Regions from separate parts of the Homo sapiens genome. Here regions 1 and 3 are each linked to region 2. Evidence: chromatin loops called from intact Hi-C (ENCODE). Cell type or tissue: ovary. All regions are shown on one strand. Links, peaks and the distances in the headings refer to the core of each region. The heading gives the core; the rest is flanking DNA.

The links. A loop is a pair of places that touch in the nucleus more often than their neighbours do. Peaks named below come from ENCODE experiments on the same cell type or tissue, not always from the same donor. Only the 100,000 strongest peaks of a DNase experiment are listed, where the experiment ranks them.
Region 1: a loop joins it to region 2, with 2.1 times the contacts of the local background. A loop is called at or near these places in 3 of 110 quality-filtered maps.
Region 3: a loop joins it to region 2, with 1.9 times the contacts of the local background. A loop is called at or near these places in 4 of 110 quality-filtered maps.

Annotation. Positions count from the first base shown.
Region 1 is chr14:68,586,654-68,591,982 of GRCh38, reverse strand. It overlaps a transcript of RAD51B not described here. Among named protein-coding and RNA genes, the nearest start is that of RAD51B-AS1, 96 kb to the left of the region's middle. In ovary, for the core only: no CTCF peak of the experiment used is centred there; DNase peaks (open chromatin) are centred at 1,812 and 2,392; H3K27ac peaks cover 4,672 bases.
Region 2 is chr14:68,656,239-68,661,567 of GRCh38, reverse strand. The region is part of intron 2 of RAD51B-AS1 (RAD51B antisense RNA 1); the gene reads left to right. It also overlaps a transcript of RAD51B not described here. Among named protein-coding and RNA genes, the nearest start is that of RAD51B-AS1, 27 kb to the left of the region's middle. RefSeq lists a silencer at 3,356-3,484. In ovary, for the core only: no CTCF peak of the experiment used is centred there; a DNase peak (open chromatin) is centred at 2,367; H3K27ac peaks cover 4,532 bases.
Region 3 is chr14:68,390,561-68,395,889 of GRCh38, reverse strand. All of the region lies in intron 8 of RAD51B (RAD51 paralog B), which reads right to left. LOC101927971 (a long non-coding RNA gene) reads left to right here. Exons shown (of 4, transcript XR_245776.5): 4 at 1-594. Among named protein-coding and RNA genes, the nearest start is that of RAD51B-AS1, 290 kb to the left of the region's middle. In ovary, for the core only: no CTCF peak of the experiment used is centred there; DNase peaks (open chromatin) are centred at 974, 1,576 and 3,009; H3K27ac peaks cover 4,922 bases.

The sequences.
Region 1 (5,329 bases), core at 214-5,213, 70 kb after region 2:
CCTGAGTGTGTGCCCAGCTCCACACAGTCCTAGGTGGTGAGACAGTTTCCCCGGGCTCCATTTCTCTAGCAGGATCCAGAAGTGAAAGGAGAGAAGAGGAGTGACAGTAGGACTGTGAGGCCCATCCAGGTGGCCGGCCAATCACTTCCACATCCCAGGGGCTCAGGACTGCACATCCAGTGGCTGCTCCAGATCCCTAAAGATCTCCCCAGGCCTGCCAGAGCACCACATGGTAGCAGGACCCCACCACTCCTTAGCAACAGGGTGAGAGATCCTTGTTGCAGCTGGTTGTGGGGAACCCTTTCATTTTCACTCACAAAAATGAAAAGAAGCAACTCCCCCACGCCACCGGCCACACACACACAGGGGGCCTGGCTCTGGAAAGGTGCAGAGGCCCAGGGAAGAAGAGCATCAGACCCATCAGGCTCCTCAAGTTGATTTGATTTGAGTCATTGGAAGGATATCGATTATCATAGCATCATATGGTTGTTTCTTGAGAAGCATCCATAGCATCCACATTGGGGGTGTGTATTCAGAAGGGATTTATTTAGAGATGGAAAAGCCAATGAGGTGGCTCCCCTGTTTGTCTTTATTCATGAATCTGTGATGAGTAAAGCAAACAGAAGAGGTGTCCTCAAATCTCTAGGATGGCTGTTGTTCAGCGCATCCAGAGTCCCTGGCAGAACCCAGCATGGAGGACAGTCACTCTTCTTGCTCCTACTTCTGGGACTTCTTCCAGCTTCCATTTCCCACTGTCCCTGTGTATGTCACTATGCCACTGGGGACCCAACTCACTCTCCTGTTGCTGTCTTCTCCAACCAGCCTCTCTTAACCCACTGGGGAAAAGATGCTCCACCTCAGCCACCAAAACATAAATGAAGAAAAACTGGAGTTTTAATTTGTTTAAATAGGAAGGAGGGAAGAAAAGAGTCACTAGTGAGATGCACAAGGCCAAACCATCAGAATGAGGTTGGGCAGGGCAGGAACCGGAGGGGAGGGGAGGGGTCCATGGCTGCCTGGCCCATCTCAGGTAGGAGCAGTCGCCTAGTGAGAACTTCATGGGGCCATCTATAAAGGCCCCTCCATGGTGAGGGTGTTAAAGAGGAGACATTCTAGAGAGGCCACTCTGCCCCGCCACCCATGGTCAGCATTGGGTGGATCATGGGCAGATAGAGTAGTGAATGGTTAGCTGAATTATGAAAATGCCATAACAGGTGATTCGGCATCATTGCCCTCCTAGGAAGAAGGGCTGCAGAGACACAGAGAATTTGAGGTTAGATGGCCTCTTGTGGGTAATGGGTCTAACTTCAGGTAAGGCAGCCAGGTGGTATCAACATTTAAGATTCCAGGTAGATTTATTTATACCTGCAGTGAGAAGTTCAGTTCCAGTCCTCAGGCTTAGGAGGTAATAAAGAGGTCCCAGCCCCAGGCACCTTTGCCATAGATAGACTAAAAGCTGAAGACCTGACATCGCCAGGTTTCCTTTGCTCTGGGAACCAGACTGATGGGACAGGCAACCCCCAACGCTGCGGGGGAGGTGACTGGGAACACCCTGCCATGCTGGCAAGCTGGGGGCAGTTACAGGTGTAGATCCAAGGGGTGGCCAGACTGGTTTCAAGCCTGCTCATGGAAAACTGGTTCTTTTTTTTAACAGCTGTCAACTTGGCCCCCTGAGCCTGGGTAGACTGGCTGGCCAGGCAGAGCTTGAAGAGATGCATGGCAAATGCAGTCTCAGCTCTCACTCCATCAGTCAGCCCAAGACTCCTTGGAAGCACAGAGGCAGACTGGTGAGTTACTGAGGCTCTACACATCTTGCTGGAGGCCGAGGCCAGCACTAGTTTTTGGAATCAGCATCTGGGTGACACCCCAGTCGGCTGCTCAGGGTGACCTGTGTGAGGCTAGGCAGAGGATGAATGTGAAGTGTGGGGTGGAGGCAGGGAGGAAGGCTTTGAAATGGGCTGGGTCTGAAGTGGCAATAAATGTCAGTGCAACATTAAGAAATACACACCATGGGTACAGATCTGAATGCATATGGAATGTGTGTGTTCGTGTGTGAATATGTCTGTGTGAGCTAACACAGACATACCCAGCTTGATGAGCTAATGAAAAAGCCAAAAACTGAAAATGGGGGGGAAAAAGCCCTTTCTATCCCTGTAACCATTAGAAAGAAAATAAAGTCCAAATTGCATTCAGGGCTGCTGGGACAGAGGAAGAGAGGCAAGAATGGAAAAAACAGGCCATAAAGATGCCAGGGCTCCTTAAGCAGAAACATCTGTTGAAGTCATAAGACTAGGGGCCTGGCCAGGCTTCTAACAAACCCAGGAAGAGGAGAGTCTGTACAGGATCAGGACTACCCTCATCTGCCCTGTGCAGGGCCCCTGGGACCAGCATACGTGCAAAGGAGATACCCTCTCCAGGGCTCAGCCAAGGCCTGGCCTCTAGCAGCAGAGAAAGGGAGAGGGAGGAAGAGACGTTCCCAGGTCGGGAGGGGCTTGTGGCAGTCATGGGGGCAGTGATGTGATAGCCGTTTTGAGTGTGTATTTATTTAAAGCTTTAACTCACTGAGGTAGCCTGGTGAGCCACATGTCTCAACTCCTGCAGCTAAAGAAAAAAAAGTGAAGGCGGGGGAAGGGAGGGTCAGTTGCTGACCCTAACAGGAATGGGTGGCTATGCTCACTGTTTGCAAATGTAGGCCACTCTCTTGTTTGTAATTTTCAACAGAGGCTAGTCGTTCAAGGCTCGCCTCTTCTAATGACTACAAAAATGGCAGCTACCATTTATTGACCATATTCCACTCTCTGTACCATGTTCCTTGTAAGTATCACGTTACTTAATCCGCCAGTAATTCTGTTATCCCCAGAATGGGTGGAGACATGCATGGCTGTCTTCAAGGAGATTCTCGTATTAGCATTATCATCCTAGGAGGAAACTGAGGCTTAGAGAGGTTAAGGGACTCGCCCCAGGTCACCCAACTGGTACCTGGGAGCTGACCTGCCCTCCTTTCCTCTACAAAACTAATTTGAAAAGCAGCTTTAGCCAAGCCCCGTTGGGAAAGCAGCTTTGCAAAATCAGCCCAGCATTTATGGAGACATTGAGGTCCCTGCAGACCCTCGTGGCTTGTCCATCCCTGTGTTCCATTACATTAGCTTGGGAAAGCAGTAGGGGACTGTAATGACAGAACACACCAACACCAAACAAAGAAAAGTGGGTTAAAACTCCAATCCCCATGACAAGAGAATCCTACTCTCTCTCAAGGAAACTCACAGACGGTGAAAGAAATGAAATCCAGACTCGATACTACTCACTTGTGGGGAACCGCCAAGGAGCCATTTATCCATTATGAAAGTTACATGTTGTATCTCCTCTTCCTGGAATGCCCCTGTCCCCAGAACTGACCCTGCCAGACCGCATTCATTCAGTTCCTTCACCCATAGCGATCTATTCTACATGAGAAAGCTTGGTCCCTCTGGGGGCACTCTGGATCTTAATTTCACACGGGGGTAGCTAGAATGAAAAGCTTACCACTGTTGGCTCTGAAATTCATGGTCAGGGGACTACAAGTCTCCCCAGAAAATAAAAAAGTGAAATAGCAAGAGGACGGACTGAAGCTGCATCTCCTAGGTAGTTGCCTTGGGGAAATAAAGGATTTTGATGTTCCCTGAGCAATCATCTCTGTGCTGCTAACATTGACTAGGGTAGGAGCCTGCTGGTACCAGGTCGAGCCTCACATCAGCCCTTTATAATAGGTTACATCATCTCTGCTGTAAAGGGGAGGAAACTGAAGCTCAGAGAGGGAGCTTAACTTAAAGTCACATACTACTGAGTGACAAAGCTGGCATTAGGAATCCACAAGGCTGGGATGAACGCACCCATATGTTCTTTCCTGTGCTCCACTCTGCCTCAAGCTTGAATGTGCCTGTGTCCGCTGGCCAGCTTGTTAAAACCCATTCTCTGATTCAGTAGGGCCTGAGATTCTGCTTCTGTAACAAGCTCCCAGGTGATGCTCCTGCTGCAGGTTCCAGGCCCGCGTTTATAGGAGCGAGGATCTATACCACACTGCCTTTTTAAATGCACCATGTCTGCCATCTGGGCTGGCATTTCTCTGCCTCTTCAGTGCAGCTTTCCCACCAGAATGCCAGAACTGACCAAAAGCCACACTGTGCAGCCCAGTCAGCTATGCTATGTACCCAATTATTGTAAATCTTACTCTTCCCTATGACTTGGCTGAGTGTTAAAAACCCAACATCAGCCTTGGGTAGCAAAGGCTGGCGGAGGCCTGCTTCGGTGCAGCTCAGAAGCTGTGGAGGAAGAAGCTGCTCTGCGGGACTGGGGTAGGACTTGATACGGTTCTGGATCTCGGGGGGGATGGATGTGCTGAAATCTCTCTCAGATGGCCTCTCCCACAAGCTGACGGGAATTTCCTGCTCAGACCAGCAGAGGAATTAGGGGTTTGCTTCTCCAGGGCCAAGCTCAGTGGGAAAAGTAGGAGCAAGCAAGAAAGCAAGGGGCTGCCTTTGTGTGAGCCCAGCTGTCTTGGGTTCCTGGTTCTGCTCCATTTATAGCTGGGGGAGGGATCTTCTCCAGCTCGTAATTACAGCCTGAGATTCTGCATTTTCCCAGGGCTTGCTCAAAGGCTCTGAGTACCAATCTTTCAGGAGAGCTGGGGTGATCTGCATTCCACAGAAAGGAGGGGCTGGGAGAGGCTGGAGCTCAGGTTTGCTTTCCAGCACAAAGACAAGCTAGAAAGACAACCAGAAAACCCAACCCCAACCTCTGCAGTGCCCTGACCACTCTCCCCCTCTTTTGTGTGGACAGAGGGGTTCCTTCTTTGAAGACACTGCTGAGGGCCTCTTATGCGCAGGCACTGTGCTGGAACACTGACATATAGCAGAGAGCAGGATCCCTGGCTGCTGGCCTCAGGATCTCAAAGCTGGAAGGAGCCAATTTTTTTTTTTTTTGAGACAGAGTTTTGCTCTTGTTGGCTGGAGTACAATGGCGCGATCTCGGCTCACTGCAATGGCGTGATCTCGACTCACTGCAACCTCTGCCTCCTAGGTTCAAGTGATTCTCCTGCCTCAGCCTCCCAAGTAGCTGGGATTACAGGCACACGCCACCACACCCAGCTAATTTTTGTATTTTTAGTGGAGATGGGGTTTCACCATGTTAGCCAGGCTGGTCTCAAACTCCTGACCTCAGGTGATCCACCCACCTCAGCCTCCCAAAGTGCTGGGATTACAGGGGTGAAACACCGCACCCGGCCATGGAAGGAGCCAACTTTTAAAGGGGGTGACTGGATTTCCATGGGGTACATGCTGAGAATGGGAGTGTC
Region 2 (5,329 bases), core at 121-5,120:
ATTCTCCTTTAAGTGACCTTTGGGAATCTATGGAGATGCAGATTTCCCCAGCATCACAGAAGGAACCAGGGCTTTGGGGTCTGGCAGATCTGGGATTGAATTTCCCCCGGGCCACTTCTGGCTGTAAGATCTCAAACAAGTCACATTTGGCATCATCAACCCCTGGTGCAGACCCCTGGCAGGCACCAGGGATTCCAGCGCGTGCAGCAACAGCAACAGACATGGTTCCTGCCCTCAGGAGGCTTACTGCTCTGGTCTGTCTCCTGTTCTGTAAAGCGGGAATAATTTCTCCTGTTCTGCAGTGTGTTTGTGGAATATGTGGGAATCTCAGAGTTGGTTCCCTTTCCGTTCCTTTCCTTGCAAGGAGCACAAAACTATAGTCATTCACGGGAAACCACGGATACTCAGAAACCCTCAAGGGCCCTTGTGTGAAATCTGTCCCCCTCTTTCCTTTCAAAAAGGTTGCTGACATCAGGCCTGCCTGTCACTGCTTCCTAAATGGCTGGCCTTCCTCTGTGGCTGCAGCTCCGCTCAAGCCACCCATTCACTGACTTTCCCCTGAAGGCTCTAGGGGACTTTCCCCTGGAGACACTATACGCGATTTGGTGACATGTTGATGGCAGATGTGGGACAGCCACTCTTTCTTAGCAAGCAGGACTCCCTCATTTTGGTGGTCCTGGGTTTTGATCCTGCAGAGTTCTCAATGTTTTGGCTGGGTGAGAAGTCGGCCAGTTTCAGAATTCACTTATCAGCTGGAAACAAGTGGCTCTTCCTACCCATCTTTCAAGGTTCAGCCCAAACACCGCCCCCTCTGGGAGCATTGCCTAGTTTCTCCCCTTCCCCTAAACATTCTGTGCCGCATAACCAAGGACTGTCAAGGACTGGTCTCATTTCCTGTGTGTTCCCACTTTACAGAACAGGAGACAGATCAGAACAGTAGCTCCCTGAGGGCAGGAGCAGTGTCTGTTGCCGCATGCTCTGGAACCCCGTGTCTGCCCAGGCTCTGCACCAGGAGCTGATTCGGTCTCCCAACTACAGTGTAAATCCTCAAGGGCAAGACCAGGTCCTCTGATTCTCTGAATCCATCAGAATGTTTAGCTCCATTTTGGGGAGATAGTAGATGCCCAATAAAAGCTTGCTATTGGATTCTTATCCAAGCTTCTCACAAATCCCTTTTTAAAGTGAAGAGCAGAAAGACTAAGCATTTATTCATTCAACCAGCATATTTTGCAAAAATCTCAAATCCACGATTCACAAACTAAAAGCTACTCAGCAGCACGTCTCACGTGTCCAGCCCGGTATTTTTCTGCTTTTTGTTTTTAATTAGTGCAAATATTTTTAAAAACAGGATACTTTATACAGAACTCTGGATTTCTAGGCTGTCTTAAATACCCAGCTGAAACTGAGTGGTGGTGCCCCCTTTAGATGGGCCAGCCTTCTTCAAGTCAGGGCAGTGCTCACCTGGCTTTGCTCCTGTGGGTTACTGCCAGCCCCCATTGGCATTTGAGTTCGTAATCCATGGCTTATTCGTTTAAAAGCTACTGACATCAATAGGAATCTCACAGAACAGTGAACTCAGAGACACCTGATTTCCTTGGTTTATTTCTTGACCCACTGTAGGAGGTGCCAACCCCCACCAGCTCAAGATTCTTTCCCCCGCATGCACCCTAATGCCCATTGCAGGTGTCAGCATCTCTTGTCAGTCCTACTGATGCCTCCATTGGCAGCAGGCTGAGCGTCCTTGCCCCAGAACTTTTGGGGAGTGCTAAGGTGGGCAGGTGTGTTCCCTGGCAGGGCATGGCTCCAGATTGGGCCCATAGGGCCCCAGCAGCTGCCGTCCATGTGTCGCTTCCCAGGCAGAGGGAGGGCGTCTGGGGAGACCACCCACTCAAGGGCTGGGCTGCCTCTCCAGAATCTCCTTTCAAAGACACCCTGGGAAGCGACCCTTGGCTTGCCCCGGTGCAGTGTCCTGAGGTTGCCCAGGCTCTCAGGGCAGTCGGGACCCTCCCAAGGTCCTGTTTCCTGCCCTCTGCAGGCCCAGATTTCAAAGCTGTCAATTCACTCCTCCTTTCCCTCCTACCCGCCTCCCGCCCTCTTCTCCTCCCCAACATTCTTTGCTTCTTGTTTATATTGCAGAAAACATCTGCGAGAGTAAATGACTGAGATGAAAGATCTTGGCAAAGGGCTATTTTTCTTTGCTTGGCTTAAAGGGGGACAGATGAAGACTTTAGCCTCATCCTCGCCTTCCCCAGCGTGACTCCCTCCCCCAGCTTCCAGAGAGGAGAGAAATGGGATCTGAATGAAGACAGACCAGAAGGTGGCCCAGCCGGCCCCAGGGCCTCACGTCCCCAGGCAGGGGAGATTGTTTTTCCTGTGGAACAGGCTGGCCTGGAGGAAAAGGCTCCGTGGGTGGAGAGGAGGGGTGCAGATTAGCATGCTTCTGCAGGGCTTTCCCCCAGCGCTGTCCACTCTCTGCCCTCCCTCCAGGCCACACGGTCACCCTTGCCAGCAGCAGACCTTTGTCTTGGGCTTGGTGGCATGTTATGGAGGAGAGACCATCCCGCCAGCCTTTCCTCCCTCCCGCCCCTCTCTCCTGAGTGGTTGTGCTGTGCAGGGAGTGACATCCTGGGCTGTACAGCCTCTCTCTTACTCCAGGGAGCTGTGTGGCTTTAGACAAGTTAATAACTTCTTGGGTCCTCAGTTTCTCCCTTTGTAAACTGGGGATAAATATACCTGCTTCACAGAGTTGTAGTGAGGATGAAATGATGTAACAATGCATGCTCCACACAAAATCAGGCACTTAATAAATGGTGATGACAATGGTGTTGATGATCAGGAGGACGAGGATGATGATGATCTGGTGGGGTGTGGGGCAGAAGGCAGGGAGAACCCTGAGGCAGAGTCTCTAGGTGACTTTCTGTAGGTGACTGAACCTCCATGTTTCCCTCTGTGGATGGAGTGTAGTTCATTCCGTCCTATTCCTTGTAGAGGGATTGTGAAGTAGGGCTGAGTGATTACACTTGGTGCAGATGAGATGAAGGGGTGATGGGGAAACCAAGCTTCACTATCCTTGGCACTATGACGGCTGTTTTCCTCTGTGACTCTTGGCTGCCCTGGCACTTGCCAGCTCTCCTGCCTGGCCATTGTCACCAGGGGGCACGGGCCAGTGGCCCTCATCATCTGAATGAGCCCCTGTTGCCATGCACCATGAGGACAGGTCTGTCAGTGCTGCCCAGGGCTGAGTGTCCTGAGCCCCAGATTCTCGGTCCGGGCAGCCCCCACTGACATGGCACTGGTAGCACCAAGGTTTCCAGGGTGGCTGGCTCAGAGGCTCCCACAGAGCAAGGCCAGGGACGTGGCTGTCCTCAGAGAGCAGCTGGGGAGCTCTCCCCACCCCATCTCACCTGCCAACCCAGCCCAGAGCTCCCTCTTTTTCATGGTCCCTGGTGCTCCTGTCGGAGTTGTGCAGTGGCGATGCGCTTCTTGGCAAGGGCAGGGCCAGATCTTAGGAAGACCTCAGTGCCTGGGCCAAGGCAAGGAGCTGTCACTCAGGCAAATAATGAGCAGATTTTTACCAGGTGGGACAGGTAAGTTCTGATTCAGGTGTAGGAGGAAGAAAGTCAGCTCATGGGCAGCAGCTTAGGAGGAAAACAGCTGGCAGCTGAGCTCCAGGGCAGGAGATGTCCTCTTATCCCATCTTTGTCCAGCCTGGGTCCACCAGGCTCACCAAATGAATCTAGGGATGTCTGTTTATGAAGCATGAAGCTGATGAGCACAGAGCAGAAGGTCCAAGCCTGACAACCTGTCCTGGCACTTCTGGACCTGCTCTGTCAAATCCTCCACACACTAAGGAGAAACAACCTTTTCCTGCCTGCAGGCTTCCTTCAGTACACACATAGGAAGAAAAAGCCTGGATCAATCTAGCCCTCCTAGACACAGATGCCTGAAGCCACCAGACTGATCTCTGCAGGGGCCGAGGCAGCAGTCCTAATAGATGGACTATCAGCTCCTATGAGCTGGACCCTGGGCCTTGGCCCCCCACCAGGCTCACTTAGTATATTATTCAGCTCTACATTTAATGATGGGGAGGCTGGTGCAGTGGCTCACACCTGTAATCCCAGCACTTTGGGAAGCCAAGGTGGGAGGATTACTTGAAGCCTGGAGGTCGAGACCAGTCTGGGCAATATAGCGAGATCCTGTCTTTACAAAAAAATTTTGTTAAATGACGGGGAAACTGAGTCTCAAGAGGTCAAGCAGCATGCCCTAGCCATGAAGTGCTAAGTTTCAGCTGCAGCGTCAGGATTTGAACCTAGATCTCTGTGGCTCCAAAGCCTCAGCATTCCCCCCACCGCGAGACCTACAATGTCCAATATGGATATCACTAGCCACATGTGGCTATTTAAACTTAGGTAAAGGTTCTGTTTCTCAGTCACACCAGCTCCATCTCAGTGCTCAATAGTCACATATGGCTAGTGGCTGTCCTACTGGACAGTGCAACTCTAGAACATTCCATCTTTGTAGAAACTTCTATGTAGAAAGTCAAAGGCAGCACTATGACTAGGTTGTACTGAGGCTCTTTCCTGTTTTAACCAGGCTGCTTAAACCCTTTTATTCAGCTGCAAACTCATCTAGTCTCTGACATACACCCTGTCCTCTCTCCCTGTCTATCCTCAAAGAGAGGGTGGTAGTTCTTGATCCCGCATAGTGAATGGGAACAGTGTGGAGCAGAGGGGACAAGTGACCCATGGGGGCTGGGAGCCAGGAGCTCAGCCCGGTCCTCTCTGCCATGCTGCACCTTCCTTGCTGTGTCTGTGAAAAATTGGGGCCTGGCTGGTCCTCTCAGGGGTGGGGGACCTGGGGGCCTAACTCAGTCACCCGCCCAGGCAGGCCCAAAGGTCACACTGCCGGCCTGCGGTCGCCTTTTCAATTATAGGACCCTGAGAGCGAGCTCTGGGCCAGAGCGCAGGAGAAAGGGGCTCTGTGTGGGAGTCCCGGAGCTGCTCTGCACCCCTCACAGAGGCCAGCTCTGTGTAGTACTGCCCAGAGAGGCTGGGAGGGGTGGCAATCTCTGGCAGCACACAGCAGCCTCCCTGTTCTGATACAGGCTCCTGCATGTTAGGCCTCAGTCCTCAGTTACCCCATTGAGAAAAGGGGGAGAAGAATCTGAGAGCTGGACAAAGGTTTTATATTTTGGGATTCTGTGCACAAATCTTACTTGAGTTTCTCAGCTGCCCTAGGAGGTAGGCAGGATACCTATAGTCATCTCTGTGGGTGGGCTGAGATGACCAGGCTCAAGAGAACCCTGCCCCAGATTGTCCAGCTAGATGGC
Region 3 (5,329 bases), core at 214-5,213, 270 kb after region 2:
TCATGTGTTAAAAATTTTTTGAAGTAAATGATTCTGTCATCATTATTCTTAAAGAAAGTGATGTACCCAAGGTCACACACTTAGTCACTGGTCAGTCCTGGGGCAAACACCCCTTGATGTCCAGCCCTTGAGTCAGGATGATTGCTTCATCTAGAAGGCACCATGGGCACTCTGCCTGAATCCAGGAACCTCTGGAGTTGTATATGGCTCTGTCCAAGACAAAGGAATCCGCTGTACCAGATCCACAGAAGCCCTGGCTCTAAATTAAAAACAGCACAACAACAACATTGCAGCAACAACAAAATAGTAATACAATAAAAGGTGGGAAGACCTCGAGAGCATAAAAATTTCCTTAAACTGATCATCAAGGAAAGGAAAGGGAGGATTCCTTCTTTAAAGAGGCAAGTGCCTGCCAGCAGGAACCTAAAACTCATTATTATTCTGTATTTTCTTTTTTCATGACTAAAAAGTTTTTCTATCCTCCCCCTTCCTATCCCTATCAAAAGACTACCCCCTCCACAAGACAATCACAAACTTTAAAAGTAGCAAGCCCTCACTTCAAACAAAATGTAAAAATAAAAATTCAAAAACCCATAGTGTTTGCAAAACAGCTTTGTATGGAGGAAGGGCAAATCTTATCTTAAGAGAGGCTAATTTCATAGGAATCGGGCAAAGAGAGGAGAGGTAGAAAGGGTGGGAGCACAGAAGAAGGGGAGGCGGGAGAGGAGGGGATAAAGGAGGAAGAATCGCTGGCTTTAAAAAGCAACATTGTCCAGAGAGGTGAAAGGGAACAGATGGCCGTGGAGAATGTGGCCCTCAAAGCCTGAAGAAAGGGGGGGATGCCGACAGATCTTGCTGTTTCCCATTGATGCCTGAATGTTCTGGTGCGGGGAGCCGAGGCCAGTGCAGGGGACGGACCTCTGTTCCCAGCAGCTCACTGGGGCACTGGCGCTGAGGCTCACTGAGAAAAAGAGCAGGCGGGGGTGAGGGGGGCTGGAGGCAGCTGTGGCTGCAGAGGGAAAGGACAGTGGGCAGCATCGGAGACGTGCGGCTTCCACAGCCTTCTCTTTTGGCCCAGCCCAGGGAGGTCAGCCCAGTGCTGGTCTTTGCCCTGGCAGAGGTGAAGTAAAGGACAGGAGCCCGGGCCCAAAGCCTCAGCATCCTTCCCCTCAAAACCCACTGGGGGAGCCCTGTCTGGGATAAAGTAGATACCTTGGGAGAGGGAAATGAAGAAAATATTCCAAATGCTTTCAGAGGATTGAGACATTCAAATTAAAATAAACAAGAAATCTGGGTCTCTGAAAAAGGTCAGAGAATCCTGCCAAGGAAACCTTATATTATTTCATGGAGTCTCAAGGCAGAGAAGTGATTTGCTGAGAAAAACAAAAATGAGTTGGTGGCAAACCCAGGAAGGAATCCAAGAGTCAGTTTCAGAGGACTGAGTCAGCCCCCAAAGAGGTTCAGGATTCAAGGTGGGCCTCCCTGGTCATTGCTTGTAGCTGTGCCACACCGGAGGATTGTTACTGGAGACTCACAAGTCAGTACAGGGCAGCACTAATACAGGAACCTCTGGCCAGCTGGCGAGCCCGTCCTTCCTGGAGGGAAAAGCCCAGCAGCCCCTGCAGATGGAGGCCTGAGAACTTGGGAAGGTGGGGAAGGGTTTGCGGAAGCAGCGATTACAAAGAGGCTCATAAACTTTAGGGGACAAAGATGCAATCACTGTAATTTCCTTAACTTAACTTTGATCAGAGAAATTATCATTCCAAATGACATCTTGACCTCTCCCTACACCTGCAGAAGATGTTGATAAAATTCAGCCCTGCTCCTGCCGACTAAAGAGGGAGCCACCTTCTGCCTGGCTCACTGTTCAGTCAGCCCACAGAGACTGCACAAGTTCAAAACAAAATTCCCCCAGTTCTTCTCTTCCTCTGTCTTCTTCCCTGGCCCTAAAAATGAGAAAGACCTGAATTTGGGGCAGACGGTCTTTCAAACAGTGGGGCAGGAGTTTGCAGAAACAGATCCCTCATCAGAACAATCTTTTGGAAACATTCCCACACATTTCAGGGCCCCAAAAACATCACCCTCTGTGAGAGTAAAGGAAGTTAAAAGGGGGCCCTAAATATATTTAGTGACCTGGCAAGTTCACCTTTACCTGGGGCTAGGCCTCCATTGCCATGTCAAAGAGCCACCAAGCCCCACGTTTTGCACTGTAGATGCATCTGAGTCACTGAGAAAATTCCCATGGAGCGGCTCAATAAAAAAAGATCAACCATGATAAAGACCTTGCCTTTTATTTCCCTGCTTCAACCAAATTGCTCCCCAGGCGCTTTAGATTTAGAAGCTCTACTAATCAACCTTATAAACAGCAGCCCAGCCACTGCATAGAAATTACTTTGTATAGCTCCTAAGCGAAATTACCCCAGGGGATAGAAGATGCCCAAGGCTTTAACAATCACACCATAACACAGCCTCAGTATGAGAATAGAGGACAAGCACACTTTGACATCCCAATTGAAACTCCGGGCTGAATCCGACATAGAAGAATGTAATTACCTTTCCTAGTTTGACGGTGCACTGAAGAAACTGGAGAAGCGGAATACCTATTAGGTTCCCACTAATCCTCCTCCTAAATTCAAAGCAGGGCTAGTCCCTGGAATTCATTTCTGAGTATCCTTACTCTCTGCTATTGTTAAATAGCTCAATTGATAAGTCCTTCCAGCTAATAATGTTTTCCACGGAGCTCACCCCCTCCTCTTTCCCAGCAGCTCAAAGCACTTTACAAATATCACCTCATTATTCTTTATAACACTCAAGTGAGCCTGATAGGTGGAAAGGTTAATTATCTTCTCCTTCCCAATAGGGGAAATAGACAAAGGAAGGAGAAGTGACTCGCTGAAGCCAGCAAAGCAGAGGCAGAACTGGAACTAAAACTCAGCCATTCTCCTGACTCCAAACACACACATGTCCTATGTCAGCTTGTAAAGCTGTTCTGCTGACAGGGCAGGATTTTCTCGGCGTGGGCTGTGTTGTAATCAACAGGTCTGCAGAACTGGGGCACCAGGCTGGAGGGGAAAGGGCATGAGTCGAAATGGGGAGGCCCCACTCAAACAGCCTTCACTAGTATGGACCAGTTTCTTTACCTCCGAATCTCAGTGTCCTCCTCGGAAAAGGAGGTGTGTAGATTATAGGATCTTTCAGGTTCCTCCCAGCTCTTAGGTAATTGGTGAAGTGAGAGTTTCAAAAGAGGGTTCTATTATTCACCAGCCCCTTGTGATCACGTGGGCCTCATTCCTCTTGTAAGCCTGAAATAGCATCTTTGTTTATAGAGTGCCCTATGTCATCCACTGTCCACCCAGTGGGGATCAAATCATTCAGTTCAAAGTGGCAAATGGGAGAGAGAGTCCTATAGGGCATCAAGGCCAAGCACTAAAGAGATATGGAGACAGGCAGGGAGCAGGAAGACAGAAGACTAGAAGGGTCATAAAAGGAAGAATTGGCAAACAACATCTTGAGCTGTGCCTTGGTCCTCACCAGGGCACCCCCTACATTCCAAGGAACCTATGACAAGCCTTCCGAAGCATAAGAAGATTCCAAAAAAACAGGGTTTGCTTGGGTTTTTCTAAATACAGGATTTACTTGCCAACCCCAAAACCCAAGTGAACAATGCCCCAATGTACCCTGTAGTGGTGGTTTTCCATTTAAACAGAATTTGATTTTAATGAAATAACATTGATGTACCTTCCTCAAGTTAATTAAAACCAGATTATACAGGTGGTGCCATAGTTTGTAATTTGTATTGCTTGAGCCAGATAAACCTGAGCCTTTAGAAAACCTGTAGTATTTCATCTCTCTGATTTTCTACACTTTCTCTTCCTAAATGATGCTTTGCTACTCCTCATTTGCCATAAAGTGAGTTGGAGAGAGAGGACATTTAGTAAAACCAACATTTATTTGTAGGGGAAGCAGCCCCCGCAACCAGAATAATGACCTTGGAAATGGTTTTGTGTGATGGGGCGATTGCAGTGACTGGATATAAAGGACTGACTGTGCAGCTGCCAGAAAGAAACACATTTTTGTAATATCTGAGTTGTTTCTATTGGCCTGGTCTGCCTTGCATTCACCATGGGAACTGAGTCAACAAGTTTGCTTGCTTTTCTTTCATACAGAGCATTTTTTTTCCACATACAGGGTAAAAGGAATAAAGAATAGATATCCCCTGAAAGTCAAAGGCTTCATGATAAAAAAAAAATGGGTATAATGTTATTATTTATCTCCAAGTCCAGTTGTAAAGGCAACTGGTTGTAAGCTCTATTCCATCTGCTCTCTCTGAGGACCTCAGCCTGCCCTTGTGGAACCTTCTTTCTGGGAAGTTAAAGAATTTCCAGGATTAGCTCAAGTCCTGAGGCTGCCAACTGTGACAATCTACAAAGGTCTCTTAGGTAATAATTCAGATCCCATTTCTGCTCAAGGCCAAGATGGTCCCCAGCGAGTTGGAAATATTCTTGTTTCCTGGACCTAGACCATAAAGTGAGTTGACCTTCCAACATCTTGGAAGGGCAAGCTCAGCATCTCCGCATACTAAAGACTCAACAACTGATATATATGTGACAACACAAATGAAACTGAATTTAAAAAGCAGGGGTTAAGGGTCATCAGAAACAATGTGAAAAAGAAATGCTACATGAAAAGAAAGAAGAAAGGAAAGAAGAAAGAAAGAAAGAAAGAAAGAAAGAAAGAAAGAAAGAAAGAAAGACAAGTCTCATAAATTTAATAATTTATCTCCCACCTAATTCTGGAGGAAAGTATCTTGTGAACATATCCTAAACTGAACTTTTGAATTCTCCAAAAGAAAGCCAAGTTTCCAATGCTGATTAGATAAAATGCCAAATTCCTTTCACCATTGCAATCCCAAGTTGGGAAAGAATGAATCAATACTCTCAGCTTGTCAGGTGTCTTGGAGACAAGTACGTCTTTAGATCCTACCAGGGACTGCATTAGTGTAATGAGGTCTAGAGGACACCCTAATCCTTCCTCTGACGCTCTTTCTCTATGTATCTCAGTAGTGCAGACATCTGAGTAGTTGGTGAAACACTAAAGTAAGCTTCTAACCCAGCTCTGTGACTAACTCATTCTGTGACCTCCTTAAGCCTCAGTTTCCCCAACTGAAAAATGAAGTATGACCACAGGGCCTCTAATATCCCTTCCAACTCTTAAATATCCTACTATTGTATCTCTGCATAGATTTGCTCCATCACTTTTCCCAGCCACAGTATATTCTCTACCTTTCAGTTTCATTCAATGCTGGTCTGTCTCCAAGGGTCCCAGACAG